2 separate regions of the Mus musculus genome follow, and region 2 is linked to region 1. The links are chromatin loops, found by intact Hi-C in ENCODE. Cell type or tissue: left cerebral cortex. All regions are shown on one strand. Each heading gives the region's core, and the rest is flanking DNA. Links, peaks and the distances in the headings are about the cores only.

Region 1 (8,338 bases), core at 1-8,000:
AAATAAAAGGGCTGGGAATGACTGTAGCCGAGAGAAGCTACGAGGCTAAAGTGGTCTGGCAAGGTGCCCCTCCATAAGTGGAATTCCTTGGAGAAGAACTATTAAGTAGCTGCCAGATGATAGTGAAAGATGTTGAATAAAGGCATGAAAAAGATTTTGAGGCACCATAGGGAAAGCCCAGGGTCTCAAATATGATTGACCCATGGCTATAACAACAGTTGCTTTGTTTCAATACCCCTGTAAATTATCAAATTCTTTATTAGCAGCAAGTCCAATCCTTCTTCCTTTATCTTTAGTCCTTCCTGGAGCTGTCTATCAGATTGGGCCACATACCTTTGGTGTTGTTGGCCCATGGCTGCCTTGTTAACATAGGCAATTTCCACACACTAATTCACCTAGGGTGTGTGTGTGTGTACTCATAGGATAAGAGCTGGAACTATAAATGTTAGGTGTTTGTTGATCATAATTATTAGAAATATCTATGGATGACTGAATACATCCACTATTGATAGATATTTAAAAAATATTAGAAATTCTGTATAAACCATCTATAATCCCAGCACTCAAGAAGCAGGAGAATTAAGAGTTCAGGGACATTCTGGGTTATATGGAGAGTATGAGGCCAGCCCAGGCTATACTTGAGTTGTTAAATGCATGTATGTGTATACATAGACACACAACATATATGTGGCAACTACAAAAAAAAATCCTAAGACATACTTAAAGTCAAATAACAGGAGATGTCTACATGTTTTGGGTACTAGGAAAACACTATTAAATTTTTTCCTAAATTGTTTTGTGTAGTTGATGCAGTCCTGTGACACTTAACTAATTTTGAAGGAAGCCTACATGCTTTGTGATGGGGAAACAATAGTGACCATTCCATAAATTGATTTGTATATTTGATGTACTTTTATTAATCCTGACATGATTTTGAAGTTTATTTGGAAGCATGCATATGGTAGAGGAATTTGTAAAATGCTAAAAGTAAGGCTAATAAGAGACATTTGACCCCACTGAGCTCTCAAGCATATTATAAACATAGGATAATTAGGATGGTGTGGAACTAAGCCTAGAAGAGGCAGGTCACTGGACGGGAATAACAGGCACAGGAAGATATTCAAATATATAAGGAGACCTAGTATGTTATAGAGGAGGCATTTCAAACCATATTTAATTATCAGCCCTGGAAAATCTCACAGGCCACTAAGAATAAAAATTGAATTGAGTTACTAATACATTTTCACTAAAATAAATGCCAAACTGATCAAATATTAAAGCACAAATAACCCCGCCATAAGCTAAGAATTTGAGTGAGAAAAACCTCACACTTTACATAGATTTCATGACAGTAATGCAGTTCTTACAAACAGCATATGAAATTAACCATGTAGAAAAGTGATCAAGAGGCTAGGCAGGGTGGTTGGTGGCACATGCCTTTAATCCCAGCACTTGGGAGGCAGAGGCAGGCGGATTTCTGAGTTTGAGGCCAGCCTGGTCTACAAAGTGAGTTCCAGGACAGCCAGGGCTACACAGAGAAACCCTGTCTCGAATGCCCCCCACCCGCAGCAAAAAAAAAGCAATCAAGAAAATTGATAGAAAAAATATAAAAATGAATATAAAAATGTATGCAATCCATTGATAAAGAAATCTAAATCAAAGACAATTGCTTCTTCTTTTCTTTCTTTCTTTCTTCTTCTTCTTCTTCTTCTTCTTCTTCTTCTTCTTCTTCTTCTTCTTCTTCTTCTTCTTCCTCCTCCTCCTCCTCCTCCTCCTCCTCTCCCTCCTCCTCCTCGTCATCGTCGTCGTCTTCTTCTTCTTCTTCTTCTTCTTCTTCTTCTTCTTCTTCTTCTTCTTCCTCCTCCTCCTCCTCCTCCTCCTCCTCCTCCTCCTCCTCCTCCTCCTCCTCCTCCTCCTTCTTCTTCTTCCCAGAAAACTGACAGGATGCAAGATTCTTGCCCATGGTGCAGAAGCTGCCAGTTGGGTATGCTGACACTCTCCTGGGAGGAGAGAGGTTCCATTCTTTTGATTAGTACTTGGTGACAAGTGTGGTAACTGTAAAAGGTACACCACTTTAGTCAAGGAACTTTAACTCTAGAAAAGCTACTGAAGTAGGAAACATTGATTTATGGACAATGGTGCTCATTCTAAAGAAACTAAGTTATTTATCAACAAAATTATTTGAATCAACTATAGTTTACAATGCAATCCCTTAAAATGACTCAAAATAATGTCTATTCAAACACAATAATGATACATTTGGTAATGTTACAATAATTACTTCCAGAAATGTTACAAATTAAGACAGAAAGTACATGCACTGTAAAATGTACTAAAATGTTATTGGCAGTTATCACTCCTTAATCAGATTATTGTTGAGTTCTGGGCAACATGTGTTTTCTTTCTTAACATGGTTTCTTTTAGATGACTACAACTTTCAGATAAGAAATTTAGGTAACATCCAGAAGGAAGCTATTTTCGTTTCTACAATGAAATAAAGTGTTTGTTGCTATGAAATAAATATATTTTGTGTCTCTTTTAGATCTAGCTCCTGGAGGTTCTGACGATTGGATCTATGATTTGGGCATCAAATATTCGTTTACAATTGAGCTCCGAGATACAGGCAGATACGGATTCTTGCTGCCTGAGAGATACATCAAACCCACTTGTGCAGAAGCTTTGGCCGCCATCTCTAAAATAGTTTGGCATGTCATCAGGAACACTTAATGCCCTAACCTCCGCTCTCATTATTTTTATTTTATTGATTTCAGCAACACTTAACTGTTGCATTAGCTTCTAAGTTGAATCAGTTTCCTTGGTTTTGTTGAAGAATAAAAAGCACACTACTTTGAGCTTAAGAGTGAAAATGGCCCCCTGTGTATTTTAACATTTTTATTTTTATTATTTTTATTCTAAGAGGTTAGCTACTGGTCCCACCCCACCGTCCCTTGATTTATGATGAACAGCTATCTTAAGCAGTTTTAAGATGTACTGTGTGTGTGGTGGGGCGTGAGGGTGTGAGTTTAAGCACCAGGTTTATGCTGGACCCCCATCAGAGGCCAGAAGAAAATGGGGAACCGCTGTTACTGAAGGTTACAGAAGGTGGTCAGCAGTCACGTGGGGGATGGGAGTCAAACCTGGTCTCTGAAAGAGCTGCAACCGCTTTTAACGGCTGGAGCCATCTCTCCAGCTCCTCCTAAGCAACTTTTACCCTAAATCTACGGAGATCATTGGATCCAAGCAGGAAAAGCAAAGGCACTCTGTAGCACCTCAAGGGTTTGCACCCTAAAATTTTAATCAGTCTCTGCTCTTGTTCTTGAAAACGCAATCCGTGCATTTCTGCTCCAGCTTCAGGCCCAGGCGGGGGACGGGCGGTTGTCAAAATCTGCAGCTTCGAAACGCACCAGGCTGGTGGTTACTGCCGAAACAAAGTAGCACTTTATGCGATGGAAAACGGTGAAAACCAGAATCTCAGTCAACTGAGAATCTCCGTCCTCCCACGCTGACTCCGTGTCCCCAGACCTTAGTAAACAGGCGTCAGGAACACACTCCGCACTGCCCTCGCGTCGGACGCGAGGGGGCGTGGTCTGAGAGGGGCGGGGCTTACTCGATGACGACTAATCTGGGGGCCGGAAGCTGCCTTGCCTGCGGAGGAGTCGGGCAAACTCGCGACTTCCGTCGGCTTTTAGATGCTGCCAGTGTAGCGGCCAGGCAGAGTTGTGGTCTTAGCGTTGCTCTGCAGTGGCTTCTGTGCGTCTCTCGTCTCGTGTCCGGAGCTCTCCAGAGCTGGGAGAAGATCCGGGCGGCTCCGCTGCTCCCTGTTCCCGGCGTCCGCCCCGCTTGAGGAGGGCCGGCCCCTGGGAGCCGCGCGTGCACGTCCTCTTGGTCGTCCTCCCGGGGCCGGGCGCGGGGACAGCCGGAGCTGAGGCGTCAGGGACGTCCTGAAGACTGCGCTTACAAGGGTGCTTGGAGAGGAGGTAAGCGTTCGGGGAGCGGATGGGAAGAGGCGTTGGACCCGGCTCGTGTGGGCGTCCTGCGCTGTGGCCTCCATCCTCGCTCGCCTTGTTCTGTGCTGCTTGTGTTTCTGAACGCTGTTTGAGCATCCCACCCTTGACTCTGCAGAGGCTCTTGGTGTTAGATCTGGCTGTTGCTCCAGTTGTGATTCTGCAGTCTGTGTCAGGAAGCAGGCGGACTCGGATACCGTGGTGTGGTGGTCGCATTTGTGTGTGGTGAAAGGATGCAGCAGTTGTGTTTCTTGGATTTAGAGTTGCCTTCTTCACGTATTCCAGATCTATTGAAGAAAGGAGAGTCCTTTTGATTGTTCCTGGTCTTGCTTATTTCCCGGCTGCAGTAAATACTATTGGGAGTGTAGGAGTACTGTTTTATCTTTATACTCCCAGGCAACGGGAAGCTGGAACGAAAGGAGAAGATATATCTGGCAGTATCACTTGCTAAGCAGGTTGACATTTATGTGGCTGGAAAAGTATTCAGAGTTGAAGAAAATACTTGGATGATATTGGTAGGATCTTGCTTGTGAGAGGCAGTATCTTAAGTTAATTCGTTTTATTAGGAGTCTTCAGATAATTTGAACTCTTTCAGTTATGGGCGTGCACAGTCTCTCCTGGTTTGTGAATTTCAAAAAAAAATAATTTGAAAAGGTTGGACCTTTAAGTTTGGCATTTAAGGGTTTAAAAGTCTGTGATATGTTTATTTAGTTAGTCCAGATCACTATGCGGCTCTGCCTATATGCTTAGTTTTGCTATGTAGTACTTAACATTACTAGCTTTAGAATCCAAACAACAATATTTCGCAACACAGACGTATAAATTTTTAAATAACCTCCAACTTCTTAGTTAGATTATATCAGATGACAGTTTCATCTGGAGACTTAGCAAGCTGATGTAGGAATGTCACAATTTCTGTGCAAACGGTTGTGCCCTGAAACTTGAGTTTCAGTGTGAGCATCTGGTAGGATGTAGTTGATACCAACACATAGGGGGTGACTCAGATACCTAAATGTGCAGAAACTCAAATCCCTTCTGGAAAACGATGTTTTATATGCCTTCAATCATCTCTATACTTCTAATACATAGTGCAATGTAAATCCTATAAAAGTACTTTATGCTAATTTTAAATAATGTAAATAAGGTTTGTACACAGTGTAGTTTTGGTTTTTGGGTTTTTTGTTGTTGTTTTGTGTTGCTTTGTTTTTGTTTTTGTTTTCCTGGATATGTTCAATCCAGGGATACAGCTTCTTTATTTGCTTTCTGTTTACTGGTGACTTGGAGTGAACACTAACCTTTATTCTGAGTATATTCTCTGTTCTCAGCAGGCCGTATCACCCTGAACACCTGATCTCAGAAGCTTATCTGGATTGGGCCTGATTAATGTCTAGACTGGAGACACTTACCTCAGTTTAATGTCTGTAATATAAATTTAGAATACTAAAGCACAGTATGACTTTTATATCAATACATTATATTAAGTCATTAGTGTTAATTTATATTGTATTAAGCATAAATTTTGAATTTAAATCTTGGTCTTTTTTAAAGATACATATATGTATTATATGTATATATTACTTATACATATACACACACACACACATATATTTAGCTTAACAGGATTTGAATCCAAAATATACCTGGTTTTAAACATTTAGGATAAGGGAATTCACAATTAGCATATTTTTTATTAACAAAATTTAAGAGGCCTTGAAAGTAATTACTTATTCAAGAAGAGCCACCTCTGCCATGCTCCTTTCTCAGCCAGGTTGATGGTATGGAACTCAGAGTATATTGTTCCCTGAAGAAGGGGAGCAGTTCTCATATTTGAGATGTATTTTCTCTTAATAGGCTCAGTATTATTGTCCCTGAATTTGAATTTTCTTCCTTTTTTTTTTTAATTGAAAGGAGATGATGAAAGTTCCAAATATTTATTACACTCCAGAGGAGACTAGATAAAGGAAAACAACTGCATAGTCATTTGGTTTTGATAACTCTTGTATTTGAGAAAGATGGAAGAAATAGGTGGTGATAGCCTTAACCAAAGAATAATTTGAATACCAAATGGAGGAACATCTTCAGGCAAGAGTCAGTTTAATAATAAGTGGTTGGTTTACAGTCTCTGATTGGAAAGACATTGGCATCTACAATTCTGGTTCTTTATGTCTGATAGTTCTCTTCCACTTTGAAATACTCATATCTGTCTCATTAATGGTTTTTGACTTTTAATCAAATTTAAATTCTACTCTTTTGTAGTATTCATCTTTCTTTGTGAACCCAGCATTTAGGATGGGAATTTTTGAGCTTTCAAAACATCAGTGATTACATGGTTTTGAGTTAAATGGCTTAATATATGAAACAGAATTTTTTTGGTGTATTGCAGATTATATATTTATTTTCTGACAAATGAGATTTTAAACTATACTATCTTCTGTGCAAACAGAAAGCATTTATTCGTGCAAAGTTGTAACTGTGTGATTACTAGTGTTGAGGATAATATCATATTGTGGATTGCTAGTAGAAGTTCTTAGGTTGACGATATATTAATCAGTTGTATTACTGTAATGAAATTCTTTATACAGGATACATAGGAAGAAAAGAAAGCTTATTTTGACTTATGGCTATAGAGATTTATGTCCAAGGTTGGATCCATTGCTTTGGGTTCTTTGGTGTGTAGCACAACTACAAAGTGGACTTAGAGGTAGAGATGAACAGATTAGTTTTTCAACCTCCTTTGAAAGTATCCCTTTGCCTCATGATGCAAGGATTTCCTGTTATGCCTTACCTCTTAAAAGGTCCATAGCACCTCCTGCTACCACCACGCTGAGGACCAAGGCTTTACTGACAGTCTCTGCAGGGGGAGAGGCATTCATCCAACCCTTAGCAAATGATCAGAGGTGTTCATTCCAGAACCATTGATCCAGAATCTAAGAAGCCGAAGCAGGAAGATTCATTCTAGGTGGATATCTTTCATTCTTAATTTTACTTTTTGTGCCTCATGTTATAGTCCTCTCTCTAATCTAGACCTGTTACCAAAATACAGTGTAATTGTAGGACAGAATCCTGTAGGATTCTAAGGCAAAAGGATATATCTTTTATTTCATTGTATTTCTTTCCCCCTTAGTTTGGAAGGCTGAGTAGTAGTTGGGAAATGACCCTATAGGTGTGAGCTCTTTTGTTTTTAGAATTGCTTATTTTATTTTTGTTTTATGTATATGAGTGTTTTGTCCGGATGTATGTATGTGCACCACATGTGTGCCTGGTGCCTGAGGAGGCCAGAAGAGGGTCTTGGATCCCCTGGAACTGGAGCTATGGATGGTTGTGAGTTACCATGTGGGTGCTGGGAGTTGAACAGTGGTCCTCTACAAGAGCAACAAGGGCTTTTCACTGCTGAGCCACCTCTGCAGCCCCTGCAGGTGACTCTTGAGTCATTCTTCATGCCATCTGTAAAAGCAGTGTTTGTATGGGAAGTAGCTTGTCACTGGTAAAAGTACAAGCCCAGCCTGGTGTGGCTTATGTGTTGGGATCTGTAGCTCTTCCTTCATTGGTGTAACATTCCAGTGGGCTCTAGACATCCAGGATCAGAGAGAAGCTGTGAAGCCATGCACTGCAGCAGGTCAGGGAGGAGAGCAGTGATGTCTAAATGGAATGACAGCGGTAAAGACATAGTAGAGCAAGGCAAACTGGGGTCCCTTAGAAGACCAAGAAAGGAGATGGCAGAAGATCAGTACTTCAACTATAGGAATAAATAGTGTTTAATCAGGATTCACTAGAGCAGTGCTTCTCAGCCTTCCTATGCTGTGACCCTGTAATAAAGTGGCCACCCAATCATAACATTATTTTGTTCATACTTCATAACTATAATTTTGCTACCATTATGAATCATAGTGTAAATATCTGATATGCTGGCTCTCTGATATGCAACTCATCTCTGAGTCAAGAACTACTGCTATAGAGGAATGATGGGTAGTATTTAGGCTGAAGTCCAGCTTGTCCAACAGTGGCTGTCCAATGGAAAGTCCAAGAATTAAGTGGTCGTTCAGTGCACAAGGCTGCAGGTCTCAGCTGATCTTCAGTATATGGCAGGCAAAGAACAAACACTTCCTTTTTGTCCTTTATATAAGCTGCCACAAGAAGGTGTGGTCTAGATTTAAGGTAGATCTTCCTACCTCAAAACATCTGGATTTAGATAGGTCTTCCCACTTTATAAATCTCAGTCAAGGAAAATTTCGCACTGATGTACCTAGCCCCTTGAGTTTTACTTATTCCAGATATAGTCAAGTTGACAAACAAGAACAGCATCACAAATACCTTTGTGGCACTGGTGGAACTTG
Region 2 (8,338 bases), core at 160-8,159, 81 kb before region 1:
TAATTAGAATTAGTCTTTTACTGTGGGTGTTGGAAGTGATGTGACTGTCTAGATCCAAGAGCAATAGGCCTCCTGGCAGGTTTCTGCCTCTATCTGGGTCAGACCCATGCCTGGTCATCTTTCTCCAGCTCCACCCATCCTCTAGTATCCCTTTGCCTTTCTAAAGACTGCACCCGAGTTACCTTAGAGCTTCACTCTATCCTTTGTGTCACAGATACCGATGGCAACGGATACATCAGCTGCAATGAGCTAAATGACTTGTTCAAGGCCGCCTGCCTGCCTCTGCCTGGGTACCGAGTGAGAGAAATCACAGAAAACCTGATGGCCACAGGTGATCTGGACCAAGATGGAAAGATCAGCTTTGATGAGTTTATCAAGGTGAGCAATGATACTGAATTCAAGGCCATGCACTTGAAACTTGAACTCAGTGTCAACAAACATCCAGAGAGGCGATCCGTCCCTTCCTGGCTCGTTGGTACAGTTCTTACCTTTGTGGTTTCCTTGACTACAGCTTGAGTTTCTAAAAATGTCTTAATCTACCTGGGTGTGTGTCTAGGTTAGGGTGTTATTGCTGTAAAAAGACACGCTGACCACAGCCACCCTTACAAAGGAAAGCATTTAATTGAGGCTGGCTTACAGTTTCAGAGGTTCAGACCATTATAATCTTTGTGGGAAGCATGGCAGCATCCAGGCAGGCATGGTGCTGTAGAAGGAGCTGAGAGTTCTGCATCCTGTCCTAAAGGCAGGAAAAGGAGACTGTGTGTCACACTAGGCATAGCTTGAGCACAGGAGACCTCAAAGCCAACCCCTACAGTGACCACTTTCTCCAACAAGACCACACCTACTCCAAGGCCACACATCCTAATAGTGCCACTCCCTATGGGACAAGCATTCAAACACATAAATCTATGGGGCCACACATATTCAAACCACCACAGTGCCCACCTCCTTAATCCCTGCCCTTGGGAACCTAAGGCAAGAGGATTTGGGGTTTTGTTTGTTTGTTTGTTTGGTTGGTTGGTTTTTCGAGACAGGGTTTCTCTGTATAGCCCTGGCTGTCCTGGAACTCACTTTGTAGACCAGGCTGGCCTCGAACTCAGAAATCCACCTGTCTCTGCCTCCCAAGTGCTAGGATTAAAGGCATGCGCCACCACTGCCCGGCAAGAGGATTTTTTTTGAGTTCAAGGCCAGCCTGGGATACATAGTAAGCACCAGGCCAGCATAAACTGTGTAACAAAGAGTTGGTCAAACAAACAAACAAACAAACAAAAAAATCAAAATCAAAACCAAATGAACCAAACATGTTTTTAACAGGTCTTCCATGGCTTAAAAAGCACCGAGGTTGCCAAAACCTTCCGAAAAGCTATCAACAAGAAGGAAGGGATCTGTGCGATTGGCGGCACCTCTGAGCAGTCCAGCGTTGGTACCCAGCACTCTTACTCAGGTAAGCTGTGCTGATGGGCGGGGGCAGAGGAAGAATGTGTGAGTTGAGAGAAGACTGGCAAAGGATACAGTGAGGAGGAAGGACCCAGCTGTCTGGGGTTGTAGAGTCGATATTTGCTATGCAAACCAAAGGGCTAAAAGCAAAGAAGCAAGCACACCCACCTGGATGGAGACCCATCTTCCCCTGTAGGAGTGGACCAGTTCCAGGCACAGGACCCAGGAACTGCCTGAGCCCCAGGGAGCTTCCTGTACGGAGTGACCTCATTTGCATTTAAAATTTGCTTTAAACGCTGCCAAATCTCCTTTAAAAACTTTATGGGCAAAATTGGCCCTTTTAGAGTCTTCATCTTCAATATCATGATTATTCTTAACGCTGAGTGGTCAAAAAATATTGATTGAAAAAAGGAGTTTTATATTTATTCCAAAGGCTAACACGGAGCAGCCTTAATGGACGCTTCTAATAGTCCGAATGCTGTGGTTGCTTAACTCGTCTTAAAGTTCAGTTTTTTTAAAGGATGATTCAATGTCAAAGATAAGTTTGTGGATAGGCACTGTTTGCAGTTGCTAAGACAAAGTTTAGCCTTTCTTATTCAAAATATATTCTGTTTATTCATTCTTTGAGACATTTATACAAGGTATTTTAAACATATATACTCCTCCTCCAGCTCCTCCCATAACAATGGTTATGTTCCTCTCCTCCATCCCTTCCCACTCTCTTTTGAGATTTCTTCTTCTTTTTCTTTCTCCCACGTTGTCTTGGGAATGGGTCATGGGGATGTGTGTGATTGTCACCTTAGAGAGAATGGACTCACCTCCTCTTCAGGCAGTGGTGGGGTTTCATGCACACCTTCCCACTTCTATGCTGGGATTTTATCTGCCTCCAGCTTGCTTAGGTCTTCTGCATGCTGTCACAATCACTGTATTCATAGGTGCAACAGTTGTGTCTGGTAAACACTGTTTCCTTGATGTCGGCAACCACCTCTGGCTCTTAGAATTTTTCCACTCCCTCTTCTGAGAACCTGAGCCTTGAGGGTAGGGGTGTGGCATGTATGTCCCATTTAGGGCCCAGCATTCCACGGTCTCATGTTCTCTGCAGGTTGATCAGTTAGGGATCTCTGTGTTACTTGCCATTTACTGGAAGCTCCTCCTATACGGATTGAGAGGTGCTCTGATCTAAAATTGTAGCAATATGTCATGAGAATTGGTTTCATACTATGCCCATTTAGCAGAATACTGCGTTCTCTCCTAGGGCCTGTGGCCTAACCAGCCACAGGTTCTTGGCTCCTTTAACACTACCAGGTATGGGTCCTACCTCATAAAGTGGATCTTAGACCCAATTTTTAAAAGGTAGTTGGTTGCCCCATAACAATCTGTGCCATTATTGCACCCGTGGGCTTAGCTTATCTGGCCAGTTTTAGCTTGCAGGGTTCTGAATGTACCCAATCGCATCTAGCTTTGTATCTTTAAGTCTAAGACTTGTCCAAGCTTTGACCGTGTGAAAGTGCATCATGAATCTGCAGAACAGGGATTCACTATGCAGCCTTCCACCTTCGACAGCTCAGAATTCCTCCGAGAGACACTTGTTTTCAGTGACAGGCAATTTACAAAACATGGTGCTGGGGAGAAGGCAGAGAGCTTCAGGTTTTACTAAGACCTGTGAGATCAACTCCTTGCAGCTTTGCTTGTAGGAAGGAAGAATCTATCCCAGGTGATTTCACTTCCTAGCGGTCTCATTCTAACCATAAAAAGCCCAGCGATACCCCAGTGATTATCCCTGACAAACAGCATCTAAATCAGCAGGCAACACAGGCAGGATCCTGAGTTTAAGCCTGTAAATACCAAATCACATTTATACTTATACCCACAGAAATACATATTATTTATCATCATTCAAATATAACATGTGCATTTTTAAAATGTTGTCCTAAATCTTTAATTGCATCTTTATAACTAGATCCAGTGCCTGGTTCTTAAAGGACCTCTGATTTTCAAAAGCAGTAAATACAGGATGATAAGATGTTGGCCTGGCAGTGTCTCTCTTGGGCATGAGAATGTGGGGTCCATGTGGAGAATGTCTTTGTCTGGTTTTCATCCTGTGTGTAAGACATTTACATTCTTTATCTATAGAGGAAGAAAAGTATGCCTTTGTCAACTGGATAAACAAAGCCCTGGAGAATGACCCCGACTGCCGGCATGTCATCCCCATGAACCCCAACACCGACGATCTCTTCAATGCTGTAGGCGATGGCATAGTTCTTTGGTAAATGAAGACTCTCCCTTGATTTCCATAGAATCCCCCTTTTTGGTGTAGCAGCAGCTAAGTGTATTTGCCATAGGCCACTTCTTTTGTGACTCACACATGAGTAGAGTTGCCTTAACGGAATCCACTTGATAGGGTACAGGGGAGTAAACTAACCTCAGAAGCTAATTGTAGTGAAATCCATAAAACTACTGTTGTTTCAGTGGAGAGAAGAGATACAAAGTAAAGATAAGCTTTGTAAATGGAGACACAGCACGTAATCTGGGGGCGTGGGGGGGGGAGGGACGAGCCACTCTGCTGCTTCTGAGTGTGACCTACCCAGATGGCAGATAGATTGGCGAAAGGAGACAGAGCCCTAGAAGTTAATTTTAAATATATATGGATGTTCACGTAGAGACACACATATGCACATACAGCAATGTTATGAGAATACATGTTCAAATGTAACTGAAAAAGATAGTTGATTGAAAACTGATTTCTCACTAAAAGGAAATGGTTACTCACATTTTCCAGTGTTCTTTTTTGATTTGCTTTCTGGGGCATGGTAAGATCGGTCAGTGGGTCAAGGTACCTTACAGCAGGCCTGAGGACCTGAATTCAACCTCAGGAGGAGAGAACTGGCCCTTGCAAGTTGTTCTCTGACTTCCACACATGCACAGTGACACATGCTACTCTCTCTCACACACACACAACAATAAGTAAAATTGTTTAAATGTTTTTGGTTTTGTTCCTTTTGTACCTTTTTGCCCTAGCATGACAAACTCAGACTCTCCCACCCACTGAGCCACATTCCGGCCTCCATTTTATTCATTTACAATGTTGAGGGTCTCAATAAGGTGGTTGGGTTGGCCTTGAACCTCTTCTCTCGCCCAGACAGATCTTGGACTTGTGATCCTCCTGCTTCAGCCTCCTGAGTAGCTAAGATTATGTCCTAAACCACCACGGCTGGCTGCCTTTTGGAGATTTGTTTTCTATGCTCATTTAAAAAAAAAATATAATAGAGGTTACTAATGGAAATTTTTTTATGCCCTGTTGAGGGTTAAACAAAGAATACCTTGGACAACATCAGTTTTTCATAAACAGCAATTGCTTGTTCTAGATGTCTGATCACTGTACTAGATACTTAAGTGAGGAAAACTCATCGAACATTGATCAAATGACTGCAGAATGTTAGGATGAGCCATTATATGTTTAGTTAAAGGTATTGATCAGGTTTCAAATAGAAAATGTAGACCTATAACCCCAGAAAAGGACAATTTCTTGCATATCATGGGGACATGTATAAGGCTGAGAAAGTCGGGAGGGGAGGGCATCTGTTTTAATCACCCACTGAGAATTCAATGATGTTTTAAGGGAGTGATTCTCAACCTGTGGTCCATGACCTTTGGGGGTCACATATCAGCTATTTACATTATGATCCATAAACATAGGAAAATTATAGTTATGAAGTAGCAATGAAATGATTTTATGGTTGGGGGTCACCACCACATGAGGAATTGTACTGAAGGGTCGGTAGCATTAGGAAGGTTGATAGCCATTTTTCTAAGGGAACCAGTGCACTTTTACAGCTTAGGTAAGCGAAGCAAGCAGGACCTCCCTTCTTACCACAGTGCATTGTGATAGCCTCATGAACACTGTGGGTGAATCTAACCACAGTGGTATAACTCTCATACACCATGTATGAAAAATGTGTTGCTGGCATGTTCAGTCAGGGTCCTGCTCGAATTTAAATCCAACCTCATGGAGTTCTGTTCCTCAGAGGGCTGCTTTCTTTCATTTGATTCCTTCTCTTTTAGTAAAATGATCAACCTGTCTGTGCCAGACACGATTGACGAGAGAACGATCAACAAGAAAAAGCTCACACCATTCACCATTCAGGTGGGTCTCCCCACAGCTCCCCAAGGGTGGCGCTGGCCCGGTGTGAATGAACATCATCATAGCAGTGTCAGCTCATTCTTCATTCCCCACACCTAGGCCTTGGCTAATGGTGTCTTACAACCAGGAGAAAGAAGCACACATCTGTGTCTTAGGTTTTATTGGTGTGGCAGTCAAGAAAGGAGGCTGGTGTGTGTTAGTAGCCGGGTTTGTTTCGGCCACTTAAGAATCAAATTCCTATTGGATGAATTGTTTTTCTTAACAGTTTTTTCTTGAGTTACTGCCAAATGTGTAGCGTTAGCTGACAAGAAAAGCCTTTCTAGGCAAGGGAGAGGATGAAACCCAGGAAATGCTCTGGAGGCCTCCATGGCACTGCTGACGCAGCCCAGAGTGGAATAAATGCAACCTGCTCCTAGCCCTCCGTTTGCTGATTAACCAAAATAGTCACTAGCAGGAAATAAGCAGCCGCATTTCTATCTTATGTTCCAATATTTTAACATTATTCTAATTCGGTAGCTCAGAAACCATGTCTAATACCTTAAATCATGAATAGTACATTATCTCTTGTTTGGACACAAGCAACCCTGTGTACTTTTAAAAGAGACGTGTAACCAAGCTGGGAACAGTAATTGAATGCATGGAAATGCTCTTAATGGTATTTTTACTCATAAACTTGGCTATAATAGAAACAATATTTTTATTTACTATTTTTTAAATGGTCAGCAAGGGCTTTCTGGTGGAGTTTGTTTTGTTATTAATTCATCACACAAACAACAAAGCTTGTCTACGTCTCTGACACTTAACCTCTTCCTTCATGGGACCAAAAATAAGGCCCAGAGACTGAGAACACTCCAACGATTCTAGCTGTGTATAAGTTACAGTAGATGCAAGGTTAGTATAGCATCCTGGAGCCTCAGGCCTGTGTGCAGATGCAGGCTTTCTGGTAATCGTCATGGAGACTCAGTAACTTGTTCTGTTAAAAACCCATCCATCTTTTCTGGGGATTGATTTATATGGGGGGGGGGGCATTTCTTTCCATGACATTAAATTTGCAAATCAAAAGGTTATTGTGTTGTTCTTTTTTATGACCCTAATTTACATCAACAGTTGTCTTCTTAGCCATAGGCTGTGACAGGACAATGACTTCCTCCAGCTAATGGAGGCTCTGAGTGTATAGGCTTCATCAGAGTGCAAAATAGAAGAGCATAAGATTCATTAATCTCACGCCAGAATGGGTCTTCCACACTGGGTACTGGTTTGATTGGGTAGGCCATTGCATTAGCTCAGTACCGTGGGTTATTAGGTCTTCTCCCATCATTATTTTACTGCTTTTCCTGGGGGTTAAGACTAGTACAGATCTTGCCTCTGGGTCTGTAACCATTCCAGAAGGACAATGTCACCGCTGATGCTAATCAGGAATCATTTGGCACTGGCAAAATGAAGGAACTAAGCTTGCATACTTTTCCCTCCCTCAGGAAAACTTGAACTTGGCTCTGAACTCTGCCTCTGCCATTGGGTGCCACGTGGTTAATATAGGGGCCGAGGACCTGAAGGAGGGCAAGCCTTACCTGGTCCTGGGACTTTTGTGGCAAGTCATCAAGATTGGGTTGTTTGCTGACATTGAACTCAGCAGAAATGAAGGTAAGAGAAAGTGTCAGAGGCTGTGATCAGCACGGCTTTCTAACGCTGTGTGTATTGGTGGCTGGAGGAAGACATTAGGCATTCTCCAGCTGAGAAAACCACTCAGTTATACTGAGTCCTTGGTATTAAAGTAGCAGACCTTATCCATGAAACCAGACTTTTAAGATGACAACGCAAAGGCTTTTAGACCCCACAGACTAGCAGTAATGCTTTAGAATATATAGCTCCATGTGCCTGGAACCCCATCGCCAGCAGCTGCTTCCTGGCACACATTGTCTACAGAGGCTTCACAGCAAGCAAGACAACTTTTATTTTGTGAGACTAATCACATTCAGATACTTTGGCAAATGCACCAGACTGGGAGAGATTGGTCTATATTTTATCTAGACAATCAAGGAAGCTGTAGGTTGCCTTTATACAGGGTGGGTGAATCTGGAGACCTAGGGCTACAGTTGATCCTATTATAGCCCATGCCAATAGTTTAGCAAAAAGTGGATTTCTAGGTACGCTTAACACCCAAAGAAAAGAGAACAAAGCAACTGTAAGTTGATGAGACATTTAATGCTTGATTAATCACATCACTGTTCCAATGTGATCGGTACACAAATACACCTTAAATATATACAGTATACATTTAGATATATAGTACATATTATACACCTTAAATATAAAATACATTTTAAAAAAATATTAGAAAAATCACACATAGAGCTTTGAAATTCTGAACTGAAGCCAGGCCTGCTGGCGTCAACCTATAGTCTCAGCTCCTTGGAAAGCAGGACAATCACAGCCTTAACCCCTGCCTTGACTTTTGAGTTAATTCAAGACTAACCTGAGCTATTAAATAAGACCCTGACTAGATATAGATATAGATAGATAGATATAGATGATATAGATATAGATATAGATATAGATATAGATATAGATATAGATATAGAATTGTGTGTGTGTGTGTGTGTGTGTGTGTGTGTGCGCGCGCACACGTGCACAAGGCCATAGATTCAAATCCCTAGTGCTGTGGCAAAAAAAAAAAAAATACAGGGAAAATTTCTAAAGAGTATATGTAAGCAATGATAGTCCAATTGAGTAGACAGGCATGTTTCTTAATAAGGGCCACAC

What was found. Peaks named below come from ENCODE experiments on the same cell type or tissue, not always from the same donor. Only the 100,000 strongest peaks of a DNase experiment are listed, where the experiment ranks them.
Region 2: a loop joins it to region 1, with 2.7 times the contacts of the local background. A loop is called at or near these places in 3 of 42 quality-filtered maps.

What each region holds. Positions count from the first base shown.
Region 1 is chr14:75,280,689-75,289,026 of GRCm38, forward strand. Cpb2 (carboxypeptidase B2 (plasma)) reads left to right here. Exons shown (of 11, transcript NM_019775.3): 11 at 2,543-2,867. The coding sequence ends at 2,727. It overlaps Zc3h13 (zinc finger CCCH type containing 13), which reads left to right and starts at 3,678. Exons shown (of 19, transcript NM_001359875.1): 1 at 3,678-3,977. It overlaps Gm35679 (a long non-coding RNA gene), which reads right to left and starts at 1,492. Exons shown (of 3, transcript XR_874823.2): 1 at 1-1,492. In left cerebral cortex, for the core only: a CTCF peak has its summit at 3,560; DNase peaks (open chromatin) are centred at 2,700, 3,606 and 4,143; H3K4me3 peaks cover 2,357 bases; H3K27ac peaks cover 1,419 bases.
Region 2 is chr14:75,199,066-75,207,403 of GRCm38, forward strand. Lcp1 (lymphocyte cytosolic protein 1) reads left to right here. Exons shown (of 17, transcript NM_008879.4): 4 at 215-378; 5 at 1,315-1,444; 6 at 3,571-3,703; 7 at 5,500-5,581; 8 at 7,054-7,219. Among named protein-coding and RNA genes, the nearest start is that of Cpb2, 39 kb to the right of the region's middle. In left cerebral cortex, for the core only: no CTCF peak of the experiment used is centred there; no DNase peak of the experiment used is centred there.